Linked DNA regions of Homo sapiens: region 2 is linked to region 1. A link is a contact called in ENCODE Hi-C or POLR2A ChIA-PET data. All regions are on one chromosome and are shown on one strand. Each heading gives the region's core, a stretch centred on a gene start or an enhancer-like site at or near the end of the contact. The rest is flanking DNA. Distances are from core to core; before and after follow the strand shown. Region 1 overlaps CDYL (chromodomain Y like). Region 2 has its middle 84 kb from the start of LINC02533.

Region 1 (7,123 bases), core at 1,956-4,455:
TTTGTGTTTTAAGTGATGGACTAAAAAAGCCTTCCAGTTATTAAGTCTAATTACTCTTCTTGAATGTTAATTTGCCATTAAAAGACATTTTTTCAAACAACCTAAAATTTCCACCACTGGTCATGAGTAGGAGAATGGACCCAGACGGACGTGCAGACAGTTCCTTTTAGCAGCGGTCTCTATGACAGTCAAGTTTGAAAAACAGTGCCAGGGTCTAGAAACCGCAGAGCGAGGGCCATTCTGTTATTTACAGCAGTGGGGCGAGAGTGATGAGCAAAATAAGCCTCCAAGGCCATCGTTTCCTACTGATGGGGAGGAAGAGCAGGGCCCTGGGCATCAGAGAACAAGCTCTCTCTGGCTCCCAGGCCACTGGCCTGGAGATGCGGTCGTAAGACAAAGGTCTTTATTTTGAGATCTGAACTGTACTTCTATTTCAACACTTAACCAAAGACTCATTCTCTTCAGCTCTAAAAGTGGTGACTAATGCCTGCCCTGCAGTGATGTGGGGAGCCTAGGAGCTAGGTTCTTAGGCAGCGCCCCGCACTTCAACATGACTGAATAATGGCCTTCTCTTGGTCTCAGGCCCACCATTCTCGTGGGTGAAACTGGAGGTTGGCTGACTGGGCGAGGCCACTGCTTAGGACCTTCCTCCTGTAAAACAGGGGGAGTGGCCTCAGCTCTCCCAGACCTCATAACACAAGTGTTACACTTTTCCTCTTACTTCTGTCCACACTGGTTAGTCTGTAAATAACTGACAGCCCAAGTTTCATAAAATTATGGACCTTGACTGGTTTCCTAAAGAGAGCAAACTCTTAAAACATGCACGGCAAACAAAGTATTTTAAAAATCAAAAAGACTTAGGAGAGCAAAAAAAAAAAAAAGCACGCTACGCCATGAGACACATAAGCTATTTTTAAAAAGAAAAGTTTTAAAAAATATAATTTACACCACCAATATAAGGACAAAGGTACCCCCAAAATTCCTCCTAGTACAAAAAACACACATACACACATAGAGTTGGATAAAATATCTTTTAACTACTTTTAAAAATACATCATTTACAAGCTAGAATGAAGAGAAGTCATCAGGAAAATAAAGATGAAAACTAAAAAAAAAAAAAAAAAAAATCAGGAAAGTGAGCCAAGTCTGAAGCCAGGAGATATCCCGAGGCCACGTGCTGATGCTGGACAGGGACACAGAGCCACAGTGACGGGGCTGTAAGGTCAGATTAGAGCCCACGCAGACAGGCAAGGTCAGGGGCTACACTCTCAAGTGAAAGGGCAACCAGGGAACAGAGCCCACACCTGTCTATCGTCTGTCAATCCTGTTACTGGAGAAAGTTGGTGAGAGAATCCTGAAAGAATTCTCATCCATGCCCCAGGCTTCAGAGCAGGATAAAATCTGCTTCACTTCAAGGCAGATGGAGGAGAATGGGGACAGCAGAGGAGGTGCAAAAATTGCCCAATCCCTCAAATCTTGAGATAATAGCCAAGAGAAAACTAAGTGACTGGAAAGGGATGATAAATGGGCAAAAGCTGCAGGACCAGGTGGATGAGGATCTGTGCAGAGGAAGCAGAGGATAGCAACAGGGTGTCTGATGGATGGGAGCAGAAGAACCCTGACACTGTCAACAGGCACCTCACAGGAAAACTCAGGGAGCCAGCTGAGAATAGCAGCCAAAACTAGAAGGGTCTTTGCACACTTCCATCTATAGGTGGATGCAAGTGATCACAGCCAGGTCCGAAGGGACTGCAGCAGTCTAAGGCTGAAGGGCTCTTGAAACTAGCCAGCCAAAGCCTCCTTCTACTAAGAAAAACTGCTGGGAACAGAACAGCAATGGAGCAGGAAAGGGATAGTGTGGGGTGGGGGACGCAATGGAAAGAGAAGGTCTAGCCCAGATGGATGGGGAAGGAGAGGAATGGGAGGACAGCCCTTGAGCTCAAAAGGTACCAGGCCACACTGTCAAGTACTTAGTGAGATGCCGGAAAAGAGAATCCTGTGGCCTCTGAAAACCTCTCCCGCCCACCCTCCCTGCACAAGTGCACACAACCTAATTTCAAATAAAAAGAAGAACAGAAAAAGGATGGTGGCTGACTCTCATACAAACTTATCTCAAGGGAAAAAAAAAGAACAAAATAAACTGAATAATGACCCTAAAAGCAATGAAAGCACAACAGAAAGACACGCTCATGAAACAGACAAGCTATACTCACCCTAGTATTTCAAAACTAAAAATATCAACTTTCTGTAATGGCAGGAAGGGTGAAGAGGTCACACAAACACTCACAGATAACATTTATAATAACTGTTTTTTGTTTTTTTGAGGTAGGGTCTCACTCTGTCACCCAGGCTGGAATACAGTGGTGCAATCATAGCTCATTGCAGCCTCAACCTCCTGGGATCAGGTGATCCTTCCACCTCAACCTCCCAAGTAGCTGGGACTACACACACTGCCATCACACTCAGCTAAGTTTTTTTTATTTTTAGTAAAGACGGGGTCTCACTATGTTGCCCAGGCTTGTCTCAAACTCCTGGCCTCAGGTGAGACTCATGCCTCATCCTCTCAAAGTGCTGGAATTACAGGTGTGTACCACCATGCCAAGCTAATTAGTGATTTTTTTTTCAATGATCTAAAGGTAGTATTTGCAAAAGCCAGGAAGAGAGTTAAATCTCAAAAACTGTAACTAGAAGGGTTAAGAATTGTGAGTTTGTGGCATCTTGGCTCAAGGCACTGCTCAACTCCCACAGCTATTGCTGCAAAACATGGGGGCAAACAAAAGCCAGTTCCTCACCAACTAAAGGTGCCAGATATCAAAATCTGGAATTGGGGAAGCAGCTAGAAATTTAAAGCACTCTGACAGCACTAGAATATAGAGGTGACACTCAAATTCAGAGCATAAGATGCTGAAATCCCTAGCTGACAGCTGAACTACATACTACATATGTGCTGAGGAAACCACAAGCAGCACGGTGAAAAAGCAGTCAGAAACCAGAAAGCAATATTTTTAAAAAAGAGTAACATGGAGCCAAATCTGTGAATATGATGCTCTTTCCCAACTATGCTCAAGCTAGGGCGGCATAAAGCTTGAAATGTCAGAGTACAGAGCTCAAAGCTGGTGGAGTGCTAGAAACTAGGGGAATCCCCAGAATAAAGACAACCACAGAGAAAAGTCCATCTCTACTCAGATCCTTAGCCAACTTTCAAATTTTGCAGACACAGGGGAGACTCACAGGGTGCCACACTAAAACCACCACCAGTGCAAAGACCTAAGAGCAGAGGAGAGCTACAAGCGGCTGCATATCACAGGAAAAACAAAGTGTGTAGTTTGACCAAGCAGTTTATTAACAGTCTGCTACAATAAAAACACAATAATCCTCAGAAGAACACAAGAGTTCAGACTCACTACAGCATATGTCCAACTTTCCACTAGACAAGAAAAAAATAGGAAATCTTGACCCTCTGCAGGTAAAATGATAGTCAACAGAAACTGATTCCAAGTGAGCCGAAATGTTGGATTTAACAGACTTCAAACATTTATCATAAATATTTCAAAAACGTCTGAAAAACATGCCCAAAGAATTGAAGGAAAATATGGTATCAATAAGTGAACAGATATGGCAATCTCAAGGGAGAAAAATGAAACCAGAAAAACTAAAAGCCTAGATCTGAACAAAACATTTACTAAAATAAATGCATTAGACTGGCTAAGCAACGGATTGATGCTTGGTTCTGCCATCTGCAATGAACCTGAATACAGAATAATCTGAAGAACATAAAGAGAAAGAGATGAATGAAAAATAAGTAGAATTCCCAAAAATGTGACAACAGGAAGCAGTACCTTAATTGGACTCTAGAGAGAGGAAAGGAGGAAAAGACATCTGAAGACACAACAACTGAAATATCTCCCAAAAGCTCAATAAACCTCAAACAGAATAACACAAACAAAACTTCTTCTAGACACACCTTAGTCAAATGGTAGAAAGCCAAGGATAAACAAAATCTTGAAAGCAGCCAGAGAAAATGACGTCATAAACAGGAAAACAACGGCAACAATAACGATAAGAACAAAGACTTCTCCTTAGAAACTTTTAAGTCTGAAGACACTGGGACCACATATTCAAATTACTGAAGAAGGAAAAGGAAGAAAACCAGTCAACCAAGAATTCTAGTATTCAGAAGAAGTTTCCTTTAAAAATGAAGGTAAAATAAGGGCATTTTCAAATAAACTATTTGTCATTGGTAGATCTATAACAAGAAATGCTAAAGAAAGATCTCTAGTCCAAATGGAAACTACACTAGATGGCAACTTAGAGCTACAGGAAGAAATGAAGACAGCCAGAAATGGTAATTATGTGGATATATGTAATATCTTAGTTTTCTATAAAAGATGACAGCATAAAGCAAAAAATACAACACTACTGATGGGTTTACAAAGTATATAAATGCAACAACTGTGACAATAATACTAAGGATAAGTAGTGGAACTGGAAACACATCATTGAAAAAATTATATGTCTTATCCAAAGTGATTCAATATTAAAGAAAAAGCTAAGATGCATATAGCTAGAAAACCAACAGAAGAATTAAAATTAATAAGAAATTTTGGTTAACACAAAATCAGCAAAAGAGGAGGAACAAAAGCAAATAAAATCCCTTCCCTAAGAAAAGCAAAAAATGATAGACCTAATATAACCATATTAATAATTACTTTAAATGTAAATGGATTAATTTCAATTAAAAAGCATGGACTATCCGATTATTTTAAAAAGGCAAGAACTGACTATATTCTGGTTTCTAAAGAACAATTTTAAATATAAAGACAGAAACAAACTAAAAGTAACAGACTGGAAAAAGATATACCAAAGCTAGAATGGATACATTAATGTAAAACAAAGTAGACTTCGAAAAGTATTACTAGAAACAAAAAAGACGTTTCATAGTGATTTTAAAAGGAAAATATAACAATATTATAAATATACATCCATCTAATGACAGCTTCAAAATACGTGAAACAGAAACAGAAACAACCAATGCACAATCGTATTTGGAAATTCTAACATATTTCTCAGTAATTGATAAAATTGGACCAAAAAACAATAAAACAAAGAGATGAGAGATCTTGGCTGGGCGCAATGGCTCATGCTCTGTAATCTCAGCACTTTGGGAGCCGAGCAAGGCAGGCAGATCGCCTAGCTCAGGAGTTCAAGATCAGCCTGGGCATATCATGAAACCCCATCTCTACAAAAACTAGCTGGGTGTGGTGGCACACACCTATAGTCCCAGCTACTTGGGAGGCTGAGGTGAGAGGATCATCTGAGCCTGAGAAGTGGAAGCTATGCTGAGCCATGATCACGCCACTGCACTCCAACCTGGGTGAGTGAGACCTTGCCTAAAAAATAAAAAAATAAAAAAAAAATGGGAGACCTATGTGACCATACCAACTGTAGTTTAGCTGGTATTTATGAAAAGCTCCATCAACAACCAGAGAATTATATAATCTTTTCAAATACACACAGAACATTCACCAAGACAGACCATATACTGGGCCATAAAACAATTCTGAATAGATTCCAAAAAACTGAAATCTTATAGGAAATGTGCTTTGACTACAATGGAATTCAAAATCAACAATAAAACATTTAGAAAAACCTCAAATATCCACAATTTAACCTAATTCTAAACCCAGGGGTCAAAGAAGAAATCACAAATCAACCCAGAAAATATTTTGAACTGGATTCTAATGAAAGCATATCAAATTTTGATAGACTGAAGCAGAGCTGCAAGTAAATGTACAGCACTATATGCTCATGTAAGACAATACAGCAATGGCCTAAACTTCCACCTTAAGAAACCAAAACAGAAAAAGCAAATTAAACTGAAAGTAAAGGTAATAATAATAAAGAGCAGAAGCAAGTATCTGCTAATGAACGCAACATTTTAGATGAGGTAAATTCCTTTAAAGATACAACTTTCACAAAAACTGACCCAAGGAGAAATGTTAAGTCTAGCTTATGTTTAATTAAAGGCTGTGAATTCATAATCTAAAAACTTATCACAAAGAAAATCTTAGTCCCCAATAGCTTCACTGATAAATTTTAGTACATATTCATGAAAGAATCCAAACCAGTACAATACATTCAATTTGAGAAACAGAGAAAGTGCTTCCTAACTCCTCTTATGAGGCCAGCATTAACTGTGATGTGAAATAAGAAAATTATAGACTGACATACCTTATGAAGATAGACACAATTCCTCAAGGCACTGACATTTATTAAAAGATATGTTAACATCTTCAGATCAATTCATACTGAGACCAAAAGTATACCATATCTACTCTTAGACCCACTGTAATAAAACTACAGAACTATCAAAGGTAAGAAATCTTAAACTATCAGAAACTCAGATAACTTAGAAAAGGAGGACAGGAGACTTTTCATCAGCTCTAAGACTGATAAAAACGGTAAACCAATAAACTTATCTCCAGCTAAAATGTCATTACTAGTGACAATAGTGCAATTATCTTTAGACAAATGAATACCAAGAACTTATCCCCAAATCCTCACTAAAATAATTATTAAAAGATGTCTGGCAAGGCATGGTGGCTCATGCATGTAATCCTAGCACTTTGGGAGGTCAAGGTGGGCAGATTGCTGGAGCCCAGGAGTTCAAGACCAGCCAGGGAAACACGGTGAAACTCCATCTCTACAAAAATTACAAAAATTAGCCAGGTGTAGTGGCACACACTTACAGTCCTAGCTACCTAGGAGGCTGAGGTGAGAGGATCATCTGAGTCCAGGAAATCAAGGCTGCAGTGAGCTGTGACTGCGCCACTGCATTCCAGCCTGGGCAACAGAATAAAATCCTGTCTCCAAAAAAAGGAAGAAAAGAAAAAAAAAGATGTTCACTCCTGGGTATCATACTCAAACAACAACAACAACACAGAAAATACATGTTCATACTAAAACTTCTACATGAATGCTCATATTCATAATAGACAAAAAGTAGAAACAACTCAAATGTCCCACCAAGTGACGAATGGATAAACAAGTCACAGTGTATCCACAAAATGGGGTATTAATCAGCTACAAAAAGGAATGAGTCACCGATACATTCTGCAACACA
Region 2 (7,123 bases), core at 3,368-5,867, 400 kb after region 1:
CAAAGAACTTCTTGATTTCTGCCTTAATTTCATTATTTACCCAGTAGTCATTCAGGAGCAGGTTGTTCAATTTCCATGTAATTGTGTGGTTTTGAGTGAGTTTCTTAATCCTGTGTCCTCATTTGATTGCACCGTGGTCTGAGAGACTGTTCATTATGATTGCAGGGCTTTTGCATTTGCTGAGGAGTGGTTTTTCTTTTCTTTTCTTTTCTTTTTTTTTTTTTTTTGAGATGGAGTCTTGCTCAAGGAGTGTTTTACTTCCAATTATGTGGTTGATTTTAGAATAAGTGCCATGTGGCACTGAGAAGAATGTATATTCTGTTGATTTGGGGTGGAGAGTTCTGCAGATGTCTATTAGGTCTGCTTGGTCCAGAACTGAGTTCAAGTCCTGGATATCCTTGTTAATTTTCTGTCTCATTCTGTCTAATATTGACAGTGGGGTGTTAATGTCTCCCACTATTATTGTGTGGGAGTCTAAGACTTTTTGTAGGTCTCTAAGCACTGGTTTTATGAATCTGGGTGCTCCTGTATTGGGTGCATATATATTTAGAATAGTTGGCTCTTCTTGTTGAATTGTTTCCTTTACCATTATGTAATGCCCTTCTTTGTCTTTTCTGATCTTTGTTGGTTTAAAGTCTGTTTTGTCAGAGACTAGGATTGCAACCCCTGCTTTATTTTGCTTTCATTTACTTGGTATGCTTTCACTTCCCTTTTTTGCTTTCATTCGCTTTCATTTCCCTTTATTTTGAGCCTATGTGTGTTTTTGCATGTGAGATAGATCTCCTGAATACAGCACACCAATGGATCTTGACTCATCCAATTTGCCAGTCTGTGTCTTTTAAATGGGGCATTTAGCTCATTTACATTTAAGGTTAGTATTGTTATGTGTGAATTTGATCCAGTCATCATGATGCTAGCTGGTTATTTTGCATACTAGTTGATGCAGTTTCTTCATAGTGTCATTGGTCTTTATTTTTTTGGTGTGTTTTTGCAGTGGCTGGTACTGGTTTTTCCTTTCCATATTTAGTGCTGCTTTCAGGAGCTCTCACAAGGCACGCCTGGTGGCAATGAAATTCCTCAGCATTTGCTTGTCTAGAAAGGATTTTATTTCTCCTTCACTTATGAGGCTTAGTTTGGCTGGATATGAAATTCTGGGTTGAAAATTCTTTTCGTTAATGATGTTGAATTTTGGCTCCCACTCTCTTCTGGCTTGCAGAGTTTCTGTTGAGAAGTTTGCTGTTAGTCTGATGGGCTTCCCTTTGTAGGAGATCTGTCCTTTCTCTCTGGCTGCCCTTAACATTTTTTCCTTCATTTTGACCTTGGACAATCTGATGATTATGTGTCTTGGAATTGGTCTTCTCATGGAGTATCTTTGTGGTGTTCTCTGTATTTCCTGAATTTGCATGTTGGCTTGTCTTGCTAGGTTGGGGAAGTTCTCCTGGATAATATCCTGAAGTATGTTTTCCAGCTTGTTTCCATTCTCCCCATCTCCTTCAGGTACTCCAGTCAATCATAGGTTCAGTCTTTTTACAAAGTCCCATATTTCTTGGAGGCTTTGTTCATTCCTTTGCATTCTTTTCTCTGTAATCTTGTCTGCATGTCTTCTTTCAGCAAGGTGGTCTTCAAACTCTGATATCCTTTCTTCCCCTTGGTTGATTTGGCTATTGATACTTGTGTATGTCTCACAAAGTTCTCGTGCTGTGTTTTTCAGCTCAATCAGGTAATTTATCTTCCTCTCTAAACTGATTATTCTAGTTAGCAGCTCTTCTGACCTTTTATCAAGGTTCTTAGCTTCTTTGCATTGGGTTAGATCATGCTTCTTTAGCTCAGCAGAGTTTTTTGTTGCCCATCTCCTGCAGCCTACTTCTGTCAATTCATCCATCTCATCCTCTGTCCAGTTCTGTACCCTTGCTGGAGAGGAGTTGCAATCATTTAAGAGAAGAGGCACCCTGGCCTTTTGGGTTTTTCAGTGTTTTTTCATTGATTCTTTCTCATCTGCATATTTGTCTAGTTTTGCTCTTTGAGGATGCTGATCTTTGGATGGGGTTTTTGTGGGGACTTTTTGTTGTTGATGATGTTGTTGCTTTCTGTTTGTTTGTTTTTCTTTCAATAGTCAGATCCCTCTTCTAAAGGGCTGCTGCTGTTTGCTGGGGGTTCACTTCAGACCCTACTCATCTGGTTCGCTCCCATGCCTACAGATATCACTCAAGGAGGCTGGAGAACAGCAAAGATGAGTCCCTGCTTCTTCTTCTGGGACCTCTCACCTTGAGGGGCACTAACCTGATGCCAGTAGTATCACTCCTGTATAGGCTCTCTGACAACCCCTGTTGGAGGGTCTCACCCAGTTGGGTGGCACAGGGAACAGGACTGGTTTAATGAAGCATTTTGACTGTCCCTTGGTGGAGGGAGTGTGCTTCGCTTTGGGGAAACCCATTCATCTGGGCTGTCCAGATTCCTCAGAACTACCAGGAGGAAAGGCTAAATCTTCCTTTCCTCCTGGTAATGGAGGTGCGGCCACCCCTCCCATTAGGGGCTCAGGCCCAGGGAGATCTCGGTTCTGTCCCTGAGCCTCTGGCTGCAGTTGTTGGAGTTCCTGCAGGGAAGCCCTGCCCAGTGAGGAAGGATGTGTCAGTGTCAGGCCTGAAGAGGCGCTCTGGCCACAGTCTGCCACAGCTGGTATGTTGGGCTGTGGGGGACACCTCTTGGGGACCAAGCCGTGGTGCCTCCCTGACTCCAGCAGGAGAAAAGTGCGGCCTGACTATAGAAATGGCTTCTGCCCTTCCCCCGCTCAGGGAGCTTAGTGTGTTAGGCAGTTATGAGTCCCAGTGCTGGCTGCTGCCTCTACCCCAAGGAGCTCAAATGGCTTAGGCAGCAGGCAGCTGCAGCTGTGGTGTTGGTCACCCCTCCCCCCGGAAGCTTGGCAGGCTTAAGCAGATTCCAGTGAGGGGCTGTTGAGAATGTGCGCGGCTCCAAGTTTGGGACCCTAGGCCCCGGTGGCATGGGTTTGCCAGTGGGATCTTCCAATCCGTAGGTTGCACAGTTCTGTGTAAAAAGCACGGTTTCCCCGGCTGGGTAGCACGCTCACTCACCGCCTCCCTTTGCTGGGGGTGGAACTCCCCTGCCCCGTGTGGCTCTTAGGTGGCTGCCACACTCCACTGCTCTTCCTTCCTTATCATGGATCACATCAGGTGCCTAAGTCAGTCCTGATGAGAGAACCTGGGTAGCTTGGTTGCCCATGAAGGATTTACGCACCAATTATGGTTCTTTTTCATAGGAGCCTTTGATTGCCGCTGTTTCTAGTCGGCTATCTTGGCTCCACCTAGAGTGTAGTCTTTAGAGTAACTGAGACAGGTTTGGTTAAGGCTTGTCCACTCTGCCTGATAAAATATATATAATTAAATTATGTATACATCATATTGGTGCATTGTATGTCTTTCATTATAACCCATAATACAGTCAGATTTGTAGTGTTTACTATTCTTTCTTATAGGTCGTAATCTAATAGAAGAAAGGAATTACATTTCTTTTCTTAATTAATAAATAATTGATTTTTTGAGATGGGGTCTCACTATCTTGCCCAGGCTGGTCTTGAACTCCTGGGCTCAAGTGATTCTCCTGCCTCGGCCTCCCAATTAGCTGGGTCTACAGGTATGAAACACCATGCCTGGCTACATCTATTTATTGTTTGCATTAGGTTCAATATATTGCATTATATCTATAAGCTGCTTGGTAGTTCTGTGAAACCCTTGAAATTATAAGCAAAATTTTATGTCTGTATGTGTGAATACAATTTTCTGGAAAAGGGGTCCATCACTTTCTTTAATTTCTCAGGGAATTTCAAGAAGCCATACAAAGGAATAACCATTGGCCAAAGATCTCACAGAGTCTGTTTATTAAGTAAAAATCTGTTTGTAAGGCACATCAGTTGTAGTACTCGTGCACTAATTTGTAGGTTTTAAGATTTGGATTTTTCTGTATTAGTTGTTCTTGAAATGGGGCTTACATACATAGCAATTCCCTGCTGTGGGATGTTTCAGCTTCTTCTTTTTGCTGGCTGGCTGCCCATGGGCCTTTTCAATACTTTCCGCTTCTGCTGGGAGATGGAATGATACAAGGATAGGAGATAACACAAACCAGTGAGGGTAGCTGCATTATAAGCAGCTCCAATAAGAGCTTTCAGGGAGGGAGAGTTGAAACTACTGATCCAAATGAGGCTTGGGGATTATCAGTGGATATCAATTATCCATAACCTTCTGGTCTCCCATGACTATCAATGACTTAAAGTTGGATGTAAGCTTAAATGATTTCTTTTAACTAAATGAAAAGGATCAAGTTCATAAAGACTGGTGAGCCTTGAGAGTTATGCTAAGACTCCATCACCTGGGCTGGGGTTTTGGCTCGGGGAAGAATTTGATTGGCAGGAAGTAGCAGAATTTCATTTTTAATGCTCTGGTCCATTAATAGCATGAAAGCACCACAGGCTATCTTTGGGAGAATGTCCCTAAAAAGCACAGCACTTCTCAAAGGGGGCGGCATGCTGAAATCTCTACAGAAGGGTGGGAAGGAGAAGCATGAGTGTGTGTATGGGATTTGAAAAACTTCCAAGGGACTGTCACGTGCTGCCCTCCTTGTCCCCACCCTCAGCTGAGGACTCACTGGTCTGTGAAGAATGAAATAGTATCTGTGGGACACATTGTGCTTCTTGGCAAGTTCTGTATTTACCATACTGTTGTCCTGCTTGTTGGCATTCAGAAGCAAACTTGACTTAACACAGGATATCCACTATGCATATTCTAACGTTTCAGCTTCCCCCGTTTATGTTTTTTATTCTACATACACCTGCCTTGACTTTGTCATATTCCTGGTACATGGATTCAGATGGAGACAGTCAAACAGCAAAATTTAGTGTATTTATCTCCAATAATGTGTCTCCCTGGAAAGCAGGAGTCATTTATTTGGGAAGACTCCCCCATTTTCTTCATTTTTGTTGATGGCTGAGTAACAAAACCCAGCCACCTCTTCTTCCCCTACGCTGTGGAGCAGCAAGAGAAAAACTTCTGGCAAGTTTTCCAAAAGGTGCCAGCATCTCAATGACCAAAGGCAAGAATGTCGATGTTGTTCAGCTGGGTGTGTGCCTGGAACATTTGCCCCATTGGAAAAGGAGAAGGTTTGCCTCACAATAGAACTCTGTGTTTCCTGTTAACATTCTGGAAAAACAGAAAATAATAGCAACCCGGGCTCCTCGAGTGCAATGCCACCGTGCCATCCATTTTGTGGCCTTTGGTGTTATTTAGCATTTTGGGTGCTCTCTCTATTGCTAGAGTAAGCAGACATAGAAAAATAGAACGATCAAGGGATATGCACACGCACACACACATGCACACAGATGTCTTACAACAGCGACCTTGGGTCTCATGAGCAGCACAAAGCCCAGAGAAGTTAAACAACTGGCCTATAGTCACACAGCCATGGCAGCGATGGTCACACGTGTTTCTAAATGTGTTCCTTCAGTCCTACGCTTCAGCCCTGGGTGTTGCTGCTTTTGGCTCCCTTTACTTTTAATTTTGTTCTGTTCCTAAAAAAGAACCCAAGAAAAAGAATGCTTACACTACGAGGAACAGAATAACAGAATTCTGTGTTTTTTCATCTTGCTCACAGACCTCCAAACCCAGAGGAGAATTCTGAGTGAGTAGCAGGGTGAGAGCTAAGCCCCAGGCCACGTGCACATGACCCCCACCTCCAGCCGAAAGTCATGGTCACATGTCACGCCTCCATGCGGCTGCAGGGCCAGGCATGTACTAAGAGCCCTGCCATGGGCAGTGCCAGGACGGGAGGAGACACACACTGAGGGCAACTGCTCTGGCCACAGGACCGGAGGGACGCATCCGACCTGAGGCACCTTCCTCCTTGGAGATTTCTGCCTCTGCTTAATTACAGCTGGCTTCTCTGAAGTCAATCTGGTCAAGGTCAACTGGCCACTATGGGAAATCAAGCTCAGGGAGGTAAATTTAGAGAGCTGAAGGGACACCCTCACTGCCTGCTCCAGCTATGACTCAGCGGAAATTCTGAAATGAAGAGCCAAATGCTTGTGGAAGAGAGCAGCATAGAGGCGTGTGGGATTGGCAGTGAATGAGTAAACATCAGGAATGGCTGAATGAATGAATGAACAAATGAAAGCACGAGCCCTTTGCATCTGCAGAGCGGCTCTGGGGAAAGTAACTGGAGTTAAGGACTCTCTGCAATGGGTTAGTTGGAGGATGCTTACAGGACGTGTGGAGTCCTTGGGGGAGCCTGGAGGTGACACTTGCTCCCTCCACGTGACACCCATGCAGTTGGGCAAAGCCTCTGAGTTTGACGGAGGAGGAAATCCTAAGTGGATGGACTTGGAGAGGGCCCGTGGCTCCCAGCCACCATATGACATACAGAAACAGGGTCGGCGGGGTGGTCGGCGGCAGCTGGCAGGCGTCTCTGGTTGGAAACGGAGCAGCTACAAATAGGCGGTGACCTTCTGTAGCCATCCTGCTCCCACAGAAGGAGATGCGCTCTGGGAAGAGGCTGCTGGGTGTGTGCCAGTGCTGAGGCCAGGGGGAAGGAACTCAGTCTTCCCATTGCAAGGAGCTCAGCTCCTTTGGGTAGCAGAGGGAAGGGGGACACCTGTCTCCATCTGGGGTGGAGATCCTGGTCTTACATTCTGCCAGAATGAGAGCCTGAAACACACTCAGTGGAGAATCCTGAAGAAGGACATGTCAGACATAACCCCAGGCGGGGCTCCCGCAAAGGTAGGGCGGGACACTGTCACCTGCGACGGCCATGAAGACTATTCCTTTCTGACCAGCTGGACCCAGTTTTTCTGATGTAGATTAAAGGTGGCAGGAAAAAGACAGAGAGGGGTGCCAGGAAACATCTTTGCCTTCTACTAATTCCAGATTCATTTATTATTTCTTTTAATATTCATCTTTTAAGGGGTAAGTGTCCCTTTCAGAAAGTTATGCCAAAGTCTAAATTACTTGAGACGCTGGTTTGCTTTCCTTCAACACTCTGAGATGACACATTGCACTCTGCAAACATTTATTGAGAATTGCTTACGTACAAGGCACCGTGCCAGATCATAAGACCAAACAAA

The links. A loop is a pair of places that touch in the nucleus more often than their neighbours do. ChIA-PET counts read pairs that join two places held with the same protein, here RNA polymerase II (POLR2A). Pooled maps may share reads with other maps.
Region 2: a pooled map shows a loop between it and region 1 (4-fold over the local background). The contact joins two enhancer-like sites. A Hi-C loop is called at or near these places in 1 of 37 single-sample maps with no recorded cell type and 3 of 50 pooled maps. POLR2A ChIA-PET finds 5 or more read pairs at or near these places in 1 of 52 experiments (A673).

What each region holds. Positions count from the first base shown.
Region 1 is chr6:4,797,738-4,804,860 of GRCh38, reverse strand. All of the region lies in intron 1 of CDYL (chromodomain Y like), which reads right to left. Among named protein-coding and RNA genes, the nearest start is that of CDYL, 25 kb to the right of the region's middle. RefSeq lists an enhancer at 2,451-2,500. Within about 2 kb of position 3,205, at least 4 of the 41 ENCODE cell types and tissues checked have a DNase peak (open chromatin) inside an H3K27ac peak, as active enhancers do.
Region 2 is chr6:4,401,551-4,408,673 of GRCh38, reverse strand. No RefSeq gene overlaps it. Among named protein-coding and RNA genes, the nearest start is that of LINC02533, 84 kb to the left of the region's middle. RefSeq lists an enhancer at 5,180-6,053. Within about 2 kb of position 4,617, at least 4 of the 41 ENCODE cell types and tissues checked have a DNase peak (open chromatin) inside an H3K27ac peak, as active enhancers do.